2 separate regions of the Mus musculus genome follow, and region 2 is linked to region 1. The links are chromatin contacts, found by Hi-C or POLR2A ChIA-PET in ENCODE. All regions are on one chromosome and are shown on one strand. Each heading gives the region's core, a stretch centred on a gene start or an enhancer-like site at or near the end of the contact. The rest is flanking DNA. Distances are from core to core; before and after follow the strand shown. Region 1 overlaps Ttc28 (tetratricopeptide repeat domain 28). Region 2 overlaps Ttc28 (tetratricopeptide repeat domain 28).

Evidence for each region. A loop is a pair of places that touch in the nucleus more often than their neighbours do. ChIA-PET counts read pairs that join two places held with the same protein, here RNA polymerase II (POLR2A).
Region 2: a loop to region 1 is called in a map of left cerebral cortex, with 2.3 times the contacts of the local background. The contact joins two enhancer-like sites. A Hi-C loop is called at or near these places in 1 of 37 maps with a recorded cell type or tissue (left cerebral cortex). POLR2A ChIA-PET finds 5 or more read pairs at or near these places in 2 of 5 experiments (Patski and embryonic stem cell).

What each region holds. Positions count from the first base shown.
Region 1 is chr5:110,977,565-110,984,713 of GRCm38, forward strand. All of the region lies in intron 2 of Ttc28 (tetratricopeptide repeat domain 28), which reads left to right. Among named protein-coding and RNA genes, the nearest start is that of Mir701, 23 kb to the right of the region's middle. Within about 2 kb of position 1,692, at least 1 of the 3 ENCODE cell types and tissues checked has a DNase peak (open chromatin) inside an H3K27ac peak, as active enhancers do.
Region 2 is chr5:111,136,621-111,143,677 of GRCm38, forward strand. All of the region lies in intron 5 of Ttc28 (tetratricopeptide repeat domain 28), which reads left to right. Among named protein-coding and RNA genes, the nearest start is that of Gm35628, 95 kb to the right of the region's middle. Within about 2 kb of position 3,176, at least 1 of the 3 ENCODE cell types and tissues checked has a DNase peak (open chromatin) inside an H3K27ac peak, as active enhancers do.

The DNA of each region.
Region 1 (7,149 bases), core at 442-2,941:
TTGAATGCAGTTAACAGTGTGGGCACCCCTTAGTAGAATAGTAATTTCTAATGCCAATTGTATTAGCATCTACCAAAATAACCTTAAGGGGGAATGGCAGTCAACAGGTGTGTTGGATAATACATGATAATAGTATTATATACTATCTTGTATTCATGAATTAGTCAGCATCCATAAGATGGAATTTTTGCACAAAAGAGGAATAAAACTCAGGCCATCTATATCTGCCTATCTATCTATCTATCTATCTATCTATCTATCTATCTATCTATCTATCTATCTATCTATCTATCAGTCATCTGTCCAGTCTATCCATCTATCTGGTTTTTCCAGGCTGGGCTTCTCTTTGTAGCCCCGGCTGGCCTTGAACTCCAAGATCTGCCTGCTTCTGCCTCCCAAGTGCTAGGATTAAAGGCGTGTACACCACTGCCCGGCTGCAATATTTTATAGTAATACAATCAGTGCTACTCAAGCATGGTGGTCTGTGCTTGTAGTTCCTGCTCAGCTACTCAGGAGGCTGAAATGGAAGGATGGCTTGATTTCACAAGTTCAAGACCCACCTTACTTATATAGTAAAACTTTGTTAAAAAGCGGTTTAATTTAGAGAAGCAAATAAAATGTATATATAAGTTTATTTATGATAAAGTTTCTGATTAACTTTTTTTTGATCGAGATCTCAAATCTCTTCTTTAAATCAGAATTTTTAGGGCTTTCAAAAAAGATTAATTTTAAAATTTATTTTATTTATGTTGTGTTTTGCTTGTTTGAGTCTCACAGTCATATGCAGGAGTCAGTGGAGGTCGAATCCCAGGCAATGGCTTGTCCTCTGGGAATAGGTCCTCAGTACAGTTAGCCACGCGGCGGCCATCTCTCCAGCCCCTCTGTGGAAGTTTGATTTGGACTCTTGCCCCTTTTACTTCTCCAAGTAGCTCATACAAATATAAGAATTCTTGAGAGGTTTCGGAGCCGGCCTGTGGACGCATATGGAACTGTAGCTTCACTTTTCTGCTGTGTAAATGTCGTGGCACTAAGACCCAGAAACTCTTTGCTGTGGTGGCTGGAGCTGGGCTGGCTGTGCTCGCACTGAAGGGAAGGAAGTCATTAGTGCAGACCGAGCTGTGGAGTTAGGTTCTTGCAGGATTTCCTTCCAGCCTTTCCCCACTTAGGTTCTTGGGAATTAAGAAAAAAAAAATCTAAACACACAAACCAAGTTTTCCTATTTACTAGGTTCAGGGAAGGTGGACATTTCGGAAGGGCAGATCCGATCCCAAGTTGTCTAAGAAGCAGAAAACTGCGCAAAGAAGCTCTGATTACAGATCTTTGGAATTTTCTTTGCTAAATTTTTACAAACGAGAAATACACCCAGAATTTTGGGAATTGCTCCAGGCTGCGTGTGAGGGTTTGATTGCTTGTCTAATCTTTTTCTTTTTTGGAGAAGAGGAGAATTCGCCAAGAGGGGCTTGGATGGCAGGAGCCCGGCCGGGTTTCTGTGGCAGCTTCTGCCGTGGGTCTCTGCTCTGAGGGGTCTGCGGCCCATCCCAGAGCTCCTGCCTGGAGCCTTTTCGCAGGCGCGGGTCGGGGAACATGCCCCGCTCCGGCCCGGGCGCGCCTCTGGCCGCCGGGACGTCCTAGCCCCGTGGGAGAGTGTGGTGGCCGCGGCACTTCGCGCTGAACCGAAGACGAAGACTGTCTGTCCTATCGGGGAAAGAACGAGGGGGTGCAAGGAGGCAGCATGACTTGCAGTCGCCGCCGCCCTGCGTCTGCCCCCAGCCCCCAGCCCACCTCTTGATGTGTCCCGGGTCGGCTGTACAAATATGATGAAATGGCAGCCCCGGAAGAAGGTGAGTGCGGCGACGGCGGCGGTGGGGCTGATGGGGAGGGGGCCCCGCGGGACCCCGGGGCCATCCGGGTCCGTGCGCCCATCGCCCGCCAAGTTCTCGCCTCCGGGCGCGCGCGGCCCGGCGGGGTGACAGCTGAGACTCAGCCCCGCGTGCTGGCCCGGAGCCGCGGCGCGCCCGCCCCGCTTAGGCCCGCAGGTGGGCGTCGGAGCGCCCCCTGCCCCGCGGGGACCGGCGTCCCGGCCGCTGGCAGCCGCTTCCCCTGGGCCCCGCTGGGGGGCGGGCAGCCCCGGAGCGAGCGCCGAGCGGCTCCCCGCGACGGCCGAGCCTCGGGCGCCGGGGCTGCGGCGGGGAGGCTGCGGGGACCTGCGGCCGCGTGGGCGAGTGCGGGCGCGCCGGCCATTGTGCGCCGCGTGTGTGCATCGATCGTGGGCAAGGGGGAGGGGGTACTTTGCTTTTTGCAAGATTATTTCCTAATATGGCTCCTTTGTTGAGAACCGGAGGAAAAAACATGCAGTGGTTCTATCAAAATAAATTGCTATTGGTCCCCGAAATAACGTTTCTAAATGTGGGACCGGTCCCTTCCTTGGGACACCGAGGGAGAAAGACAGCTTTCTTCAAGTTCTTGGCAGCCCGTGTTTTTGGCCAGGGTTCTCCTTTGCAAACTTGCCTGACTGCCACTCTTAGGTTAACCCAGCGGTTTACGGCATAGCGGGACTTTCCCTTCAATACCTCATTTGGCCATGGTTTTTATTGACATTCTTCTGAAGGAAAACACAGCGAGCTGAATGTGCCGTGCCCCTCCCCAGCCGTGACCTGTCTCTGCTAGCAGCTGTCTGGTGTTTCACTCAACTAGCTAAACTGGTTCTTTCTTTGTGCCGTGATGTGAGATGTCGGGTTTGACATCAGAACTGAAATAGAAATCATGTGTGAAGTACTGAGACGACACGGCGCTGGCTTGACTGCCAGGGAGCCGAGGAAACCGCGCTTCATTATAGGCCGGCGAATGCAAAGGTTTTCTTTGGTATCTAATTGATTCGATTTTATCCAGTGGCAGTTGTTTCTACCTCAGCCCAAAGCCACAATCACTCACATATTTGTTCGGTTCTCATCATAGGGCTTCCTTCAATGAGACTGATATAAAAGTGTATGCTGCCCCCTCCTCCCATGAGAACACAGGAAAACCCCATATAATCAAACATCTTAAACAGATGCTGCATAGACCTACAATCTTCTACATTTGTGCAATCATCAAGAGTAGTTTAGAGATCTCTGCAAACAGTGCATCCACAAATGCCTGCTTTTTCTATTTTACTCAACATGTAGTAACTCATACGGTTATGTCACTGAAAACCCCTCTGGGCACTGGGATTGCTCGAACCACGGAAGTATTATTCTTGGCAGCCAGGTGGATTTCTGGACTCTGGAAGATTCTGTTTCAAGTGTTAAGATTCACTGCAGTATTTACTCATGCCGTGACGTTTAGATGGCTATACCAGAGATTGTGTCTATTTTCTGTATTCACAGTCACAAGGCATCATGGTATGAGGATCCAGATATCAGTCTGGAGAGCTCATAGAGGCCGAGCTGTCCGACTGTGTGTGATTATTTGTTGGTGGCTTGAGAGCAGTTCTTGTACACTGAACGTGAAAGCTACTCTGGGAAAGATGCTATTCACTCCAGCAGGCATCACCGAGCCTTCAGCAGACTCCGTTTATTTTCTTAGTCATTCCAGAATACTCAAATGATCATACATACCACTGCCACGATCTCTGGCTGCGTCTGTTAACACATTTGTGGTGGTATAGTCACACGTCAGGTGGTTTACCAAACGGATCCATACAGACTATTCACACCCCACATAGAGAGTGGTGCTGTACTGTGTGGTCTGAATGGAGCTAGGGAGAACACCCACAAATTGTACTGCCCAACTGGACTTTAGGGCTGGGGCTGATTGGTGGCTGGGTATCTTGAGGGTCTTGTCCGCCACTTCTAGTTTGGGCTTTTTTGAATTCTGGGTTTCTGGGTTCACTGGTAACTGAGTAACTATCATTTCCTGATTTCTTTGTTTCTAACTGAACATGGAACTGGGGGCACATTGACTGAAGGGGAATTATCTCCTCCGATTTACACTATTAATTTGATAGATTAAATACTCAAGACAAAGTTTATGAATGTGTGAGTATGCAGTATTCTACTAGGGTCTGATTATCTTCTCACAAAGGAGCCTCCCAACATGGTTCATCAGGTCCACGCCAGGCCATGCCATGTCACTCCAACCTACACCACAGGCCAGGATGAGTCTCAGTGGGACTTCCAAACCTAATAGATCTCTCACTGAGAGTTGAGCAGTTTTCCCCAAAGCAAGATGCATAGGTCCACTTATCTCCAGACTCATCACATTTTATGTATTAAATACAAGCAGGTTTTTCTTTGCCGGTCACACTCTAATTAATTGTCTTAATTAAAAATGTAGGATTCTGAATAGTTGCTCTGGCTTTGTGGCTGAAATGATATTTTACATCATTCAGGTAGCACCCAGCATTTTTTTTTTTTTAGGCACCTGCTGTGTGCCAGGCACCTCTGTTTAGTCTGCATTTGTTCAGTTCTTATCTAGTAAGGAAAGGGTGTGTTACTTGAATTTCACAAATAAGGGGACTGGTGTAGAAAAGGGATTCGACTCACTGGGGTGACAGTGTGTGTGTGTGTGTGTGTGTGTGTGTGTGTGTGTGTGTGTGTTTGTGTGTGTGTGTATGTGTGTGTGTGGTGTCAGATCAGGATGGAGGCAGGTCTTACTTGAATTTTCCTCTTCCACTTCAAGGACCATTACCAGGATGCTGCCTCCATCCCTCACCCCCTCCCTCTTGGAGGAGCACAGAGATTTAAGCTACCTGGGAATTGTAAGCATTTACAGTCTCTGCCACAGACTATAAATAGATTCTGGCTTTTGGGGCTGACTTCATTTTGTTGGCTGGGATCTTTTCTTTCTCCTTGTAAATTTAGGTGTTTATCTGGCCTCTTTGTAGAGTTGTAGCTCCTTAAGTTCAGGGACCATATCTCTTTTGTTTTCAAGAATAATGCAGTTGCTCAAAAAGTGCTTATTTTATGTAAGAGTAAGTAGCTCCCGCTGTGTCCTTACACTCTATTCTTCAGTCCATTCCTAGGTTTGACTCTGGTGGCTTATTTAAGTGCCCCAGAATATCTTGTCATTGGCTTCCAACCTTTACAGACAACATCAGAAAGGGGGCAGCCATTCTCCACAAAATCTCCCTGGTAGTCATGATTAAGACAGACACGTTTAAGATGAGGTACCAGGCTTAGTACCTGAACTCGCTCCAGTATTGTGCTTGCTTGGTTTATGCAACCTAATTGGCCTTGCAGAATGCCCTGTGCCCTGTTCTTATTTATTTATTTATTTATTTATTTATTTATTTATTTATTATTGTTTTTATCTTGTATTTGCCGAGGTGATAGTAATCAAAATGCCAGTCTCGGAGGAATATGTTTATTTACCACTCTGAAGAGATTTCTGCTTTCCAAATCCAAGGATTAGTGTTAGATAGCACTGTGTCAATAAGACTCCAGCATGAAGGTCGGGAAGCCCCTCTGATTGCATTTCTCCATTGCTTGTCTAATGTTATTTTACTGTTCATGCATGATAAACGATTATTAATAGGAATGTGTCACATAAGCTACATTAATTATGTAATTTGAGAGTCTTATGATGTGTTTATCTTGTTATAGTCGGCACCTTAATAAAATACGAATCTGGCTTTACTTATCTGGTTTATTTAAGCACACAGAGTAATGAGCTTCATTGTGACATTTCCGTTCCTCTTCTGGTATGTTGTTCTTATTTGCTTTCTCCTCTGCCTTCTTCCAGTCAGTACCTTGCTTCTTAGGACTTCTCTGAAGGGGCTCCCCTGGAAAGCTCGTGGGAAGGATCACACCCTGTAGATCTGTGTCTTGCAACGACATAACTTTTATAAGAATATGTCACAGACCCTTCCCTACTCTTTCTCTGTGATGAAATATTTAATTTTGGAGTATAATGTTAATTTCAAATTTTAATGCAGTCATGCTTTATACTTAGTGTTTTAGCATTTATTACCTAGTGCGATCTTTTGAGTGGGCATGGCCCCATCGATTAGTCTGTTTGAATACTTGGCCCACAGGGAGTGTCGCTATTAGGAGGCGTGGCCTTGTTGTAGTGGGTATGGTCTTTTTGGATGAAGTGTGTCACTCTGGGGGTGGCCTTTGAGACCCCTCTCCTAGCTGCCTGAGAGAGTCAGTCTTCTAGTGGTCTTCAGATCAGGATGTAGCATTCACAGGTCCTTTGCCAGCACCATGTCTGCCTGTATGCTGCCATGCTCCCCGCCATGATGATTATGGGCTGGACCTCTGAAAAATTTAAATCAGCCCCAGTTAAATGTTTTCCTTTGTAAAAGTTGCCACAGTCCTGGTGTCTCTTCCTAGTCACTTCTGAATTCTTTACAGTTGCTATCACGGCTATTCATCTTGGGACCCGACTTGTTTAGTGGTGTCAGGTCACGTTGGAATCTCCTGTGGATCTCCTTTCATGGTCCCTGCAGCCTGGAGACCCAGGCTCTGATGCTGGCAGCTCCCTTGACTTGTGTTCCTGGGAGTCATCCAATCTCTTATGTCTGTCCTCATAGAGTTTATCACCCTGGATCTATTGTAAATGGCATCCTAATGATTTTCCTTTTTGTAGCCTCTTTTCTCTGTGGTTTCTTCTTCATATCCCTTTCAAGTAATTGCCGATAAGACAAATATATGCTTACAGTACAGGCCTTGTTAAAGTCCTGACCTCCATCCATGCTCTGGGGGAGGCTGGCGGTGGAGTAAGCACGTCCTGAGCCAGGCAGGGTCAGGATAAAACAGAAGACATGGTATGGCTTGTCACTTGCTCTCTTCCTCACCCAGAGGCCACCGGGGTTCTTAGTGGTGCCCATTCATCATTCACACAAGTTCACCCTCATCGTATTGTATGGAACTGAAGCTTCTACCATACAGCTGCAACTTGGAATTAGACTTACTAAAAAAGGAGAACCTGGAAACAAATGGCTGTACTGTGAATTCCCTACTGATGAGCACACTCTTAAGCTGGACAGTGGTGAGGATCCAGCTGTGCTGCAGAGCAGCTCTGTGATGGGTGGTGATGGGTGGCGGGGGTGGGGGTGGGGGGGGCAGTGTCTTGGTTATGTCAGTGGGAATGGCACCTGGCTCCTACAAGAATACTTGGCATGCAGCATGTCCTCACTGCAATTTCACTGCAGTACAACCACACCCT
Region 2 (7,057 bases), core at 1,926-4,425, 160 kb after region 1:
GAACGTCTACAACTGTCTCCCGGGACAAGGCTTTGCAACTCTCAGGGCCATCAGGCAACCTTCTCTTTTATGTCCAGAGTGAATTCCTTAGATTCGTGCTAATTAAAAATGTGTCTAAGTATCTGAGAGTCTTTGATTCAGTGACAAGAGAAGTGTAACCCTCTCTGAGAAATTGTGCTCTAGTCTCAAAAAGGTGGAGTGACTGTAGGGTCTCCAGGCCCGACCTCTGAGGTAATGTCTCAGAATTGAGTCTTCAGTACAATAGATAAAATGTCTTTATTCAGGCCGTCAAGCTGAGGCACATCCATGCTCTTGCTCTGCTGGGTGGCTATTTGCTGTCTAGGGCTGCCCACTTCTGTGAGTGCTCAGGCAGCTAGCTGTAAGGGCGTGCAGCCTGCCCCAAGGGAAAAGGACAGTTGGTGCAGCCTGTTCTGGCACCATCCTGGTAGAGGCTCTGCCCTCCTGTCCCTGCCCTCAAGAAATTCATCAGCTCCCCAGAGACTGTAAGGCATTATCTCACTCAGCCCTCTGGCTCCAAGTAGGAATTCACTTAAGTTATCTCTGCAGAGGAGAATGTCTTCATGTTCAACCTGCATGATTAAAAATTAGTTTTAAATTAAAAAAAAAAAAAAAAGAAACATTACCCATGGGGGATTTAGCAATACCTGTTCCTAAGGTGGACAGGGCTGGAGGGTCACTTGGTGCTTCGAGAAATAACTGTGATGATACGGATAATTGGAGCTTACATGGAGTGAGTGTTCTCCGTGCCAGATATGGAAACAAGGGCTTTATCTTTTCACTTACTTAATCCCCAGAGCTGCCTGGCGGGGTAGATCCTGTTCTCGCCCTCGGTTTGCAAATGAGGGGAAGCAGGGTCAAATCCTCCATGGAACACAGATTTGAACCCTGGGCTGCCATTGTCCTGATCTCTATGTATCTCTGCCTTCTTCCCTGTCTTGCTATCCTGCTTCTCTTTGGGGGATAAGTTATTAGGATACATAAAGAATTATAGACAAATCTGGAGGCTTATGGAATTAAAATAATCCCCTAGTCTTGCCTATCATGAATTACCATGTGCAGTCTCCCTAATTGGAAGCAATCACACCATAAAGCTAGAGCAAAAGCAACCAGTGGCGTGGCTGTGCCCCACCCCCTTCGCCAGTGCCCCACGCATCTTTACATTTAGCCCGTCCTTCCCACGATGAGAAGCAGGAGGAGTGGAAGCAGTAGGAAACAGACCTGTAAGCACACTCTGGTTTGAATTAAGTGTGGTCCTCTGCGCACCGCCTCGAGAACAGATCCTGCAGCCTGAGAAGGTGGGGGGGTTGTTTCCCTCCCCATGTGCGTGTCAGCAGAAGGCCCACAGTGTGGCTTCAATGTTTTATTTATGGAGGACGGAGCTGTAACCAACACTGGGGTCATGTTCCAGACCCTTTCTTCCCTTTTTACTAACTCCTGAAACAAAGTGACCTGCTTATGTCACTGGCGGAGATGGCAGCAGATACGGCTCGTGTTTTGACTGCTGAGTCTGGCATCCCTGAGCCTTGCAAGCATCTCATTTTAAATTTTAATGTCTCCCTTAATTTAGGAGCACCTCTGGAACTAACTCATTTTTCCATGTCGAACCAGAGCCTGAGAAAGTTGTGGAGATTAAAGTGACTTCAGCCCCCAGCCTGGCCCCTGATCTCAGGGCTGGCTGCTGCAGTAAGAGCTGTCAGGGAGATAGATGGGGGCGCTAAGGTTTCCTGCAGGTTTCAGCCGTGTGTGGGTACCACATGTGTTGTGTTGAGCGAATACAAATACAAGAACACATGCTGTTCCCATTAGGGACACTTCAGACCCTTCTGTCCCCAGCTTCACTGCAGGATTGAAGGGGTCATTTATCACAGGCCATTTACTGATCCTGACTGGGCTTTAGGCCCTTGTACATATAAGCAGTGAACAGTGTGTCCAGGCCCTTCCAGAGGGCCGTCACACGATGATGCTGCTGTTTCCCAGCGATCCACAAGTTCATTTGCAGTGAAGCAGCCACTGACTAGTTACTTCTGCAGGACTCTGCAGACCTGAGCGTGTGTCTACTCTGCTGAGGCTCTCAGGTGACAAGTGGCAGTGTAACACACCCATTGTGGGGGGTGCCTCACCCATTGCTGATGCCTGTAGACGGCTAACCCCTCTGTCGTCCTACATACATGGAGTTGTTGTCCTTCTGCGACCTGTTCATTTCCTCTGTTGACAGGGTCTCGCCCTCCCATCTTTGTCCAGATAAAACATTCGTTTTATAAGGCCTTCATCACCCAGTCCTTTCCATTTCTCCTCGAACAGTCTCAGGAAGCTTTCACCACACCACCCTCCATCCATGTGTATGGCCTGAGGGCAGCACTTTGTTGCCCTCTGTCCTGCTGTCCTGCAAGCTTGGGGCCTCAGGAATGAGCAGCCAGCCTTGGTGCCTCCTGACCTGAGCAGGAGCTCCTGGACAGCTCCCCCCGAAGAACCCCTCAGGCCAGCCCCAGATGCCTTACATCAGCATCCTGGTGCCAGAGTCCCACACTGCCTTGCTTTGAGAAAGCTCACACAAGGAGGGCTGGCCAACAGATAGACTGCCTCATCTGTCCCCTTTCAGGAACTGTCACCAGAGATACCCCTTGCTGAATGTTGACCCTGGAAGCCTAGCAGATACCCAGGGGCCCGACTCTTCATGCTGTAAGAGCGCTGGCCTCTTGGCTCTCTATGCATCCTGCTTAGCTGGAAGTGTTCATGCTCAGCCTAGTGCTGCTGGTGTTGACCACCGCCTCCCACACCACACTGTTGCATCCAAGGGCTGTCATTTCCTTCCTGGCCAGGCACTGGGCTGAGCAGTCTGCTTCCTTTCAAAGAAGCATTTCCACTGAAGTCGGGCGCAGTGTAGCCCACCATCCTGTCTGATTTTTCTCATCTGTGATAATTGGTCTTTCTGCTTCTTGCCATTTTATCATGAGGCCAGTAACACAGTGAGAAAAGCAGGAGCTCTGAGGTCAGTGGAATGAAGACTGAACCGCAGCGATTACCAGATTGCCGTTTTGCCTGTTGTTGGGCTCTGCCGATCCTGTTTTCCTTCTCTGAGTGTAGGGAGAGTTTCTGTGTCTCAGTGCCGAGGGGATTTGGCGGATAACTTAGGGTGGAAGGTGCCAAGCACCTCAGTCATTTCCGAGTGCTGCATGTGCTCGTCGTGGGCACAAACACAGGAAACAAGTAGCCCTGTGAGGCATTCCATGGGAGGTCACATGACGAGCCTTGCAGGAGCCTACAAAGGCCTCCCGGGCACAGCACCCCAGCACGCTTGCTGACTGTCACAATCCATTTCAGACCTGTGACTAGAGAACCTGCCTTCTATAACTCACCCGGTCTTTCATTTGGCAGAGGCGAGTATAGGTAGTGTAAGGAAGGCGTAGTGTATGCCCTTGGAGATGAAGATTTCCTGCCACTAAAGCTAGCAAACTGTACTAGGAACGGAATTCAGTATTTACTTCCAGCTTCATGGAAGAGATGAATTTAAACCCATCTTCCAGGTATGGGACGTTGGACAGAGCTTAAGAGTACAAGTTGCCCTTGCAGATGACCAGAGTTCAGTCCTCATCATAGGGGATCTGGTGGCCTCTTCTGACAAGCTGGGACCCAAGTTCCATCCCCAGGACCTACATACAAAAGCCAGGATTGGGACTGGAGGAATGACTCAGTAGCAAAGAGTAGTTAGCTAAGAGGGCCTGAGTTCAGTTCCCAGCACATATCTCAGGCAGCTGGCAACAACCACCTGTAACTCCAGCTTTCTGGGATCTGATGCTCTTTTCTGACCTCTGTGGGTACCTGCACTCACACACACACACACACACACACACACACACACACACACACGTCTCTTTAAAAGCTAGGCACTGTGCCAGCACTTACATTCCCAGTGGTGGGGTGATAGAAATGGGGGAATCTGAGGCTCCTGATAGCCTGCTTAGCCTAATTGGAGAGTTCCAGGCCACTGGCTCCTGGGGATTGATGGCTGAGATGGTCTTGTGACCTCCATATACATTCACATGAGGGGCATAAGCACCCACCCATACACATGGGAATCTGCACACACCTACACACACCAAACCTAAGAATAGGTATGTAATTATTAATAAGAGCTATATCATCTTTGAACTGGTTCTGGTTTTATGTTAAATATAGTCTGATTTTTTTTTTCCTGTCCTCTGTGTGGTTTTGGTTTTGGTTTTGGTTGTATGGGTCGATTTGTTTGTTTGCTTGTTTCTCTGTTTTGTGCACTCCACACTGCCCATGTGGCCAAGGATGACCTTGGACTCCTTATCCCTCTGCCTCTGCTTCCCGAACCCTGAGATTATAGACAGCTATAAGATTTTTTAAGCCCATCAGAACCTGTTAACATAATTACTCGGCTTTATGGCTCTTCCAATGAAAATTTGTTTCTAAACATTATCCAGGCCCTAAAGGGAAGCTCCTATGAATGCAAGCACAGTTTTCAAGGAACAACTTTGCACACTGTGAAAACGAAGCCTGCACCGGCGTCCTCTCTGCGTTCTGTTTAGAGCGCTCTAAGGGCGTCTGAATGATAACTGTGTTCTCTCTTAATACATGATGTTACCGCTGAGCTTATTTTGCTTGTAGGCACGGCACAGGCCCCATCAAGACTAGGCCCCTACGTAGACCTCCTTCTAGGTGCGTGTGGTTGGCCGCTAGATCCCTTTCACTTCACTGAGCTGTGAAATTGACACGAAATTGTGCCGTTAGCTTGTTTCTGAGGAGTATGTTGCACTTGGATATTCTCTTCTTGCTTGCACGGTACATGAAAAAAGATGACAAGATTAAAATGTCCCATAAATGAACATGAGCAAGAAAATTTAGATGTAATTTGTAATGAATTAAAAACATTGAATAATGTATAGGAAGAGCAAGCAGAGATGTGACTGTTCCGAGCAGGCAGCTGGTGCCCGAGGAGGGAGCTTCCTCTTTCTTGGCTGACGCCTTTCCCAGTTTCATTTGCCTTCTCTGTGGCCTGTGGCAAGGGGACAGTCTCAGGGTCAGATGAAGTCCTCCAGGAGCACGGCAGAGTGTCTGTGTGTGTGCTGTTTGCTTAGGCATCTCCTCTCTGCAGTTAAATAACACACCAACACACCGCCAGCCCTCCTGAGAGGAAACCAAGCATCGCTCCACCCTGCCTGCTTGTTTGAGAGGAGGTGATCAAGCCTCTCAGGCCCCCTTGCAAGCCTCTTCTCCTTCCCTGCTGAAGCCTTCGAGCTTCTGGCTGTGATTCTTGTCATATTTTTGTTTCTCATTTTGCCATCTGACCTGAGAATCTATCTGACAATAATTGACATCTTACCCCCTGTAAAGTAAGTATATATAATTGTCAACCGTCTTTTATTCAGTGCTAAAACATGAATTCCCCAGGACAGAGCCTTCTCTTCTTCTTGTATAGTCTGCTTCTCTAGTGATGGCCACACAATAGATGTTAAATAAACATTTCTTGAATGAGCAGCTAAGAGACAGCATGGGCCTACGTGCTCCCTCTCCCTCTCCCCCTCTCCCCCTCTCCCCCTCTCTCCCCCTCTCTCCCCCTCTCCCCTTCTCCCCCTCTCCCCCTCTCTCTCCCTCTCACCCCCTTTCCCCCTCTCCCTCTCCCTCTCTCTCCCTGCATCTCTTCTGCACCCAGGTCCTCCTCCTCAACACTGCCGTCCTCTCTGTGTCTTGGCCACACCCTCCATATGGCCGTGAGTTCACATCCCTCCAAATCCAGCCTGGAGGTGCCTATGTGTGGATGGAGCTGGGCCTTTGCTGTCTGCCTCTCTGGAGTGCGTCACTTGGTAGATCGGAGCATCAAAGCTGAAGAAGAAGAGCCCTGCCCAAGAGGGGAAGGGCTTGCTATGTTTTCTATAGTTAAAGATCTGTCTTAATTTCCAACCTATCGCTAACCAACATTTTTATAAAACAGAAATAAAGGGAAAAATTGAAGACTCAAATATATAAGCCCTCTCTATTAGATTAGATACAAAATTACTTTCCAGTTACATTTTGAGGTTGCTACTCTTGAATTTCTGATATAGTTATATATTTGTTACATGAAACACTTGCCACTCTGTAACAGGTGAAGAGTCTCTGTTGTTTGGGGAGTGGTGTACCAGGTGACATCAGCTCTGTCCTGTTACTAGTACTCCTCGCCTGTCACCATGTTACTGGTCACTGAGGTTAAGTAAAATGGAAATTGGTCTCGTTTAATTGGCACCAGAAATTGGCTAAAGGGGAAATCATCTGGAGTGGGAATCAGCAAACACACAGCACACCTGTTCCTGTGCACACATGTTCCTGTGCACATACGTTCCTATGCACACATGTTCCTATGCACTATCTCAGGCAGAACAAGTGTGAACAGCTGGTGGTGTGACTGCACGGTGCCAGGTCACTGCCTTCAGTTGACCACAGCCCATAGGATTTGCATACTCGTCCTCAAGCTAACTGAACCAGCTCACATTTCATTTTCCTCAAAGAGATTAAGTACATGTTTTTAGAAAAAGAAAAATCTAAGGGCTGGGTTTTTAAAGATTTTTGTGAGAATTTTCCCCACTATTTTATACTCATCTCACATGTATCAAATTCATTTTGATCTTGTCTTTCTAAAGCTCCCCATTCAGCCATACCCCACCCCCCATGTTCAACCATTACCTCCCCCCATGTTCAGCCATTACTCCCCCATTTTCAGCCATTCCACTGCCCCCCCCATTCAGCCATTACCCTAGCACCCCCAAGTTCAGCTATTACCCCACCCATCCCTAATGTTCAGTCATTACCCTGCCCTGCCCCCCATGTTCAGCCATTACTCTCCCATTCAGCCATTATTCCCCCCATTCAGCCATTACCCCCACTCAGCCATTACCCCCCATGTTCAGCCATTATACCCCCATGTTCAGCCATTATACCCCCACGTTTAGCCATTACCTCCCCCAATGTTCAGTCATTCCCCTGTGCCCCTGTATTCGGCCATTACCCTAGCACCCCCCATGTTCAGCTATTATCC